Linked DNA regions of Homo sapiens: region 2 is linked to region 1. Evidence: chromatin loops called from intact Hi-C (ENCODE). Cell type or tissue: heart right ventricle. All regions are shown on one strand. Each heading gives the region's core, and the rest is flanking DNA. Links, peaks and the distances in the headings are about the cores only. Region 1 overlaps LOC105370003 (a long non-coding RNA gene). Region 2 overlaps LOC105370003 (a long non-coding RNA gene).

The links. A loop is a pair of places that touch in the nucleus more often than their neighbours do. Peaks named below come from ENCODE experiments on the same cell type or tissue, not always from the same donor. Only the 100,000 strongest peaks of a DNase experiment are listed, where the experiment ranks them.
Region 2: it touches region 1 in a loop (4-fold over the local background); 7 of 110 quality-filtered maps call a loop at or near these places.

What each region holds. Positions count from the first base shown.
Region 1 is chr12:115,622,673-115,625,589 of GRCh38, reverse strand. All of the region lies in intron 1 of LOC105370003 (a long non-coding RNA gene), which reads left to right. The region is part of intron 2 of LOC105370002 (a long non-coding RNA gene); the gene reads left to right. Among named protein-coding and RNA genes, the nearest start is that of LINC02463, 260 kb to the left of the region's middle. RefSeq lists an enhancer at 1,465-1,981. In heart right ventricle, for the core only: no CTCF peak of the experiment used is centred there; a DNase peak (open chromatin) is centred at 1,539; H3K27ac peaks cover 1,563 bases; H3K27me3 peaks cover 769 bases.
Region 2 is chr12:115,435,708-115,438,624 of GRCh38, reverse strand. The region is part of intron 2 of LOC105370003 (a long non-coding RNA gene); the gene reads left to right. Among named protein-coding and RNA genes, the nearest start is that of LINC02463, 450 kb to the left of the region's middle. In heart right ventricle, for the core only: no CTCF peak of the experiment used is centred there; a DNase peak (open chromatin) is centred at 1,264; H3K27ac peaks cover 1,783 bases.

The sequences.
Region 1 (2,917 bases), core at 164-2,663:
AATGCAGTGTATCGGTTATCTACTTTTGCATAACATGTCATCCCAAAACTTAGTGACTTAAAGCAACAAATACCTACTATTTTACAGTGGGGTAGGGTTTCAGATAAGGAGTAGTTGGGTGGATCTGGCAGGTTCTCTCATGAAGTTGCAGTCAAGATGTCGGCCAGGACTGTGATCTCATCTGAAGGCTTGACTGAGGCTGAAGCATCTGTTTCCAAGCTTACTCCCATGGCTGTTGGCAGGAGACCTCAGTTGCTCACTACATGGGCCTCTCCACAGGGCTGTTTGAGTGTCTTCTGACATGGTTTCTGGTTTCCTAGAATATGACAATGGCTGTCTACAGAAACTAACGATTTGTTCTTCTTCTCACTCTGGGACAATTTTGTCCTCTCTATTACTCAGGATAGACTAGTTGCTAAAACCACCACCACAACAAAAATCTTCAAAATGTCCATGGCTTAACTCAAAACAAGTTTGTTGCTTGCTTGGTGGCAGAGCAGGGGTGGGGAAGACCCTGCTCCATGCAGTCTTTCAGGGTCCCAGGTGCCTTCCATACTGGGCTCTGCTTCCTTTTATTCTTTAGCATCTTCTCAATCCAGATGGCAAATGGGGATTGTGAAAAGAGCATGGAGCTCCTGAGAAAGACGCTGTTGTTAGGGCAGCTGGGCTTGGAAGTGGCACACCTCAAGGCTGCCCAAGTTCATTGCCCAGAATTCACACTCATGGTCTCCCCTAACTTCAAAGGAGGCTGGGAAATGTGATCTTGTTGGGTGCCAAGGGGAAGGAAGCTAAGTAGGTTTTTGGGGAGCAGCCAGCTAGGCTCTCCTACATCTTCTAACAACCCCCAAAGAAATGGCAATAACTCAAACTAACCCCCTTTATTGAGCTCCTTGACACAGGTCAAGCCCTTTTCCATGTTCTGCCTTTTTTCTCAGTCTGATGACACTTTGAAGCAATAGGAGAAGCAAATGCATATGGCACTGACTGTAGTAACTTAACCCCTACAGCAACCCTGTTAGGGCTATTTGCCTTTTATATTATTTGCATTGTAGAGATGAGGTTTTTATTTGCATATTATTATTTGCATTTTAGAGATGAGGAAACTAAGACACAGAGAAGTTTGGTCAATTGCTCAAATCACACAGCTCAACAGTGACAGGTGGGATTTGAACTCAAATCCTGTGTCCTTTCTAAGCCACAGCTGGAGTGTGACTCCCAGGACTGGACCAGCCTTGTTTTGATCCTCCTTGGGAGGAATGAACGCAACTGTGCTGTCTAGTGTGATAAAAATCTCTGCAGCCGTTGGAGCTCAAGGAGGCTCTTCCCAGATTACCCCCCTTCCCTTTCCTAATGAGCCGGGAGATGCCGGCAGGACGGCGGCAGCCAATGGACAATTAGCGGAGAGGGCTGTCCCAAACGGGCTGGGCCCAGCATCAGGGCCCTAAGTGTCTGCTTATTAAATCACAGCTTGGCCTGGAGCCCGCGGCTCTGCCCCCTCCTCCTCCTCGCCGGGACGCCACACACAGCCCTTCTGGAGGCAGCCCCCTGGGATAAAGCTCAGCCCACAGGATCCGGGGAAAACACAACTAGAGAAAGGCAGGAAGACATTCCGGCCCAGCACAAAGGCCCAGGCGTCAGAGGAGATGGGTGGGCACATTCCTCTGCACAACAGCAGAGGGGATCACCACGCACCTCCTGCGTTGGGTGTGAGGTCAAGCCTCTCACCTCTTTGAGCCTCAGTTTCCTCCTCTGTACAATGGGGATTTTCCAGTGTCTGACTCACCAGGATTACATGAAGTGATGCTCATAAAGGCTTAGCACCTGGCTTGGAGCAGAGTAGGGATCTGAACAATGCTCTCAGCTACTTAACAAAATGCAGATTCATTGAACCAAACCCACACCTGGAGGCTGGAGCTAAGGAATCTGCATTGTGTATGTTCTACACCAGGGCCGGAAGCACAGTATAGGTGGATAAATAACGCTTTGAACAGAAGTCAGCAAACTTTTTCCTCTAAAGGTCCAGAGAGTCAATATTTTCAGCTTTGCTGGCCACACTGTCCCAACTTCTCAACTCTGCTGATTCAATACGAAAGCAGCCACAGACAACGTGCATTGAATGGGCCAGGCTGTGTTCCAATAAAACTTTATTTGTGGACACTGAATTTTAAATTTCATATCATTTTCACATGCCATAAAATAGTTTTCTTTTTTGATTTGTTTCTCAAGCCTTTAAAATATTCAAACTATTTGTAGCTCATAGGTTATATAAAAATAGGCAGCGTGTCAAATTTGGCCCAAGGGCTGCAGTTTACAAACCCCTGTTCTAGAACAGTGCTGTTGCTTAGAAATATAATGTGAACCTCCTGCACAATTTTTAATTTTCTAGTAGCCATATTTAAAAGCAAAGTTTAAAAAAAAAAACTAAAATGTGCTTTAATAATATAATCAATTTAACCCAGTATATACGAAGTATTAATTTTTTACTTATTTTTATTTTTTGAGACAGGGTCTCACTCTGTTGCCCAGGCTGGAGTGCAGTGGTGTGACTCCAGCTCACTGCAGCCTCAACCTCCCAGGCTCAAGCAATCCTCTTGCCTCAGCCTCCCAAGTAGCTGAGACTACAGGCACCTGCCTCTATGCCTGGCTGATTTTTTATTTTTTGTAGAGATGGGGTCTTACTATGTTGCCCTAGCTGGTCTCAAACTCCTGGGCTCAAGCAATCCTCCTGCCTTAGCCTCCCAAAGTGCTGAGATTACAGGCCACTTATTATCATATGTGCACCCAGACTACCATATAATCAATATAAAAGTATTAATGGGATATCCTACATTCTCTCTCTGTGTGTGTGTGTGTGTGTGTGTGTGTGTGTGTGTGTGTGTGTACCAAGTCTTTGAAATCTGGTATGTTTTACACTTAC
Region 2 (2,917 bases), core at 241-2,740, 190 kb after region 1:
CCTACTCTCCAACCTCCCATCCACTCCTGGCTTCCTTGCTGTTCCTCCAACACACTAGGCAAACTCTCACCTCAGGGCCTTTGCACATACTATTTCCTCTGCCTGAAATAGCCTTCTTCGGGTATCTGCATGGTTTGCTTTCTCATCTCTTTTACATCTTGTCCTGAAATGTTACCTCCTCAGTGAGTCCTTTCTGGGCCCTTTACCTAAACCTGCTACTGCAACACACACACACACACACACACACACGCACACACACACACACACACGCGCACACACATGCTCTCTCTCTCTCTGTCTGTCTTCCTAGCCTCCTTCCCTGCTTTAATTTTTCTTTGTCTAATTTGCTATGTAGTTTTCTTATTTATTTTATTCTTTATGGTCTATCATCCTACACAAGAGTGGGGTGGAATCTGTGTTTGCTTCGTTCACTTGTTCACTGCCCTATCTCCAGTCCCTAAAACACTGCTCAGCCAAAATTAGCACTCAAATACTATTTTAATAAGTGAATGGGCAAGTGAATGAAAGGGATTTATTACTTTTGTTTCATAGAAACTGAGGCTCTGAAGGGTTGAATCATTTGTCGCTGCAAATAAAAGGCAGATCCAAATTTGATTCTTCTTCTGCCTGTCTCCTGAGCTAATAGGCCCTGTTGAGGTAACTGACACCCTCTGTCTGGCTGGAGGAAGACAGGAGTTAAATACATAATTATGTATAGAATGAACTAATTGTGATTTTAGTAGAGCTGCTATGGACAAGTGTAGAAGCTTATGGTGAATTCATCGAGGAATTGATTCAAATATTTCAAATATTTAGGACCACTTTTCAGATCTCTTTATCTTTTTAACAAATGAAGGGGGGGCAATCCTATCTCAACAATAGGATATCAATGTCCATTGCCATTTTAACAAAAGCCCAAATGAATGAAGGGAAAACCATCACCGACAGCATATGTTTATCCTCATTGTTTCAAAGTTAACCAGTCACGGCATTCTGTTTTTTAAATAGACTTTCTGAAAAACAACAATATCCGCCTGCCATCCACACCCTCCCTAACTCCTCCAAAACAAAACTGCCATAAATAGGACTTGGGAAGCAATCACTGGCTGGTGCTGACTCAAATATGAACAGTAGAAAGTTCAGACTGCATCACACAATGGCAGGTTCCTGGAGGGAGTGTGTGTGTGTGAGTGTGTGTGCATGTGTGTTGGCAAGGCCAGGGGTGGTTGCTAGAGTCTTTTCAGTTGCAGAATGAGGCCCGCCCACCTTGTTTTTTGAATGCTCAGATGTACACAGAAGTAAAATGTGGGATTCTGATGTATGAGCAGGAAGTTCCAAGGCCGTGACACCTGCTGCTATTGATGGCAACATAAAAGCTGGCACACGTGGCCTTCCCACTGAGGCTGTCTGATGCACCAGGTCTGGCCGTCCTTGGAAAACACTCACATTGTGTGCTCTGAGGTCTTAGGGGATGTCCTTGGCCTGACCTCTCACAATAAAGACGGGCTGTCACTGGGAGCTTCTCCCATGCAGGCCCTGTTCCAAGCATTTTGGGCAGCATACTGACTCATTCAATCCTCAGGACACTTGGAGGCAGGGCCTATTTCCTTCCCCTTGCTTTGTAGGGAAGGTGTAGGTCAAAGAGGTAGAGTGACCTGTCTCTAGGCACAGAGCTAGGAAGTGGCTAGAATTTGCATAAGGAGAGCTGCATCCAAAGGTGGCATTGAAACTTCCCCATATACTTGCTCACACCCTTGGGCCTCTCCTGACTTTTATCCAGTGTTGCAAAGGCCCTTGCTCTGAAAGAAAATAATGTCAACACCCCTCACCACCCACTAATTTAAATGTCTATCGATTCCCTATTTAGATAACCCTGATTTCTGGAAATCCTCATATCAACCCTCTGTGGATTGAACAGCCCTGTTATTTAGGCATAGAAATTCGGGAAAGTGAAAGAACTTGGATAAGATTCTATAGCCAGGGAGTGGGTAGAGTCATGATTTGAACCTAAAAATGTCTAGGTACAAAAATGTCTATATTCATTCATGTCTATGTTCTTTCATGAGTTGATTCATGAATGTCTTGGATGTGGTCCTTGCTATTACGTTCTCCAACAATTTTGGTGTTCTATTGCCTTCTACTAGTCATAATCACCTTGCTGGCTGATTTTGGTTTTCTCCCAGTTCTAATTGGTAATCTGGGACAAATTGTGTCATCTGTTTGTGCCTCAGTTTTCTCATCTGTAAAAGGAGAGGATCACGTTACCTGCTTCAAACGATCATGATGACAAAATGAGCTCATATAAGCTTACAATTACATGTGGCATGTGAACAATTATTTTTATTATAGCTGCTGCTATTATTATCATTATTTCCCATTAGAAGCTGTTTTTCCTTTTGTCCAACATAAACCTTTCTATTGAGTCAGTACTGTCTCTTTGTCATTTCTACCTACCCATCTTTACTTATTCAGGACCCTCCTGCTTCAAACATCCAAATTCTACCACCTTTCAAGAGCTGCCATCTTCATGAAGCCTTCCCTGGTTTCTCTAGGTCTCATGGTCTTGTTTCCCATCTCCAAGTCACTCCAGCTTATGCCAGCCACCTCATCACAGGATCCTGTGCTGCCATGAGTATGCCCTGTTTCCAGAATGTCATTGTCCCTTCTCCAACCCTACTAATAGGGCATACTAATAGTAGCGCAGTATAGCACACATACTAATAGGTGTAAGTCAAAGAGGCAAAGTAGGTCAAATAGGCATGTGGTGTACTATACTGCCCTACTATTAGTGTACCCTGTTTCCTGAGTAATGGTCCTCTCCTGAATCAGGTGCTGATATCTGGACTTTGTACTCTGTTGGCTAGAGAGTGAAGAAAAGTGTCAAGACTGCTGTTGGGTACAGGGAAGATCACTGGCC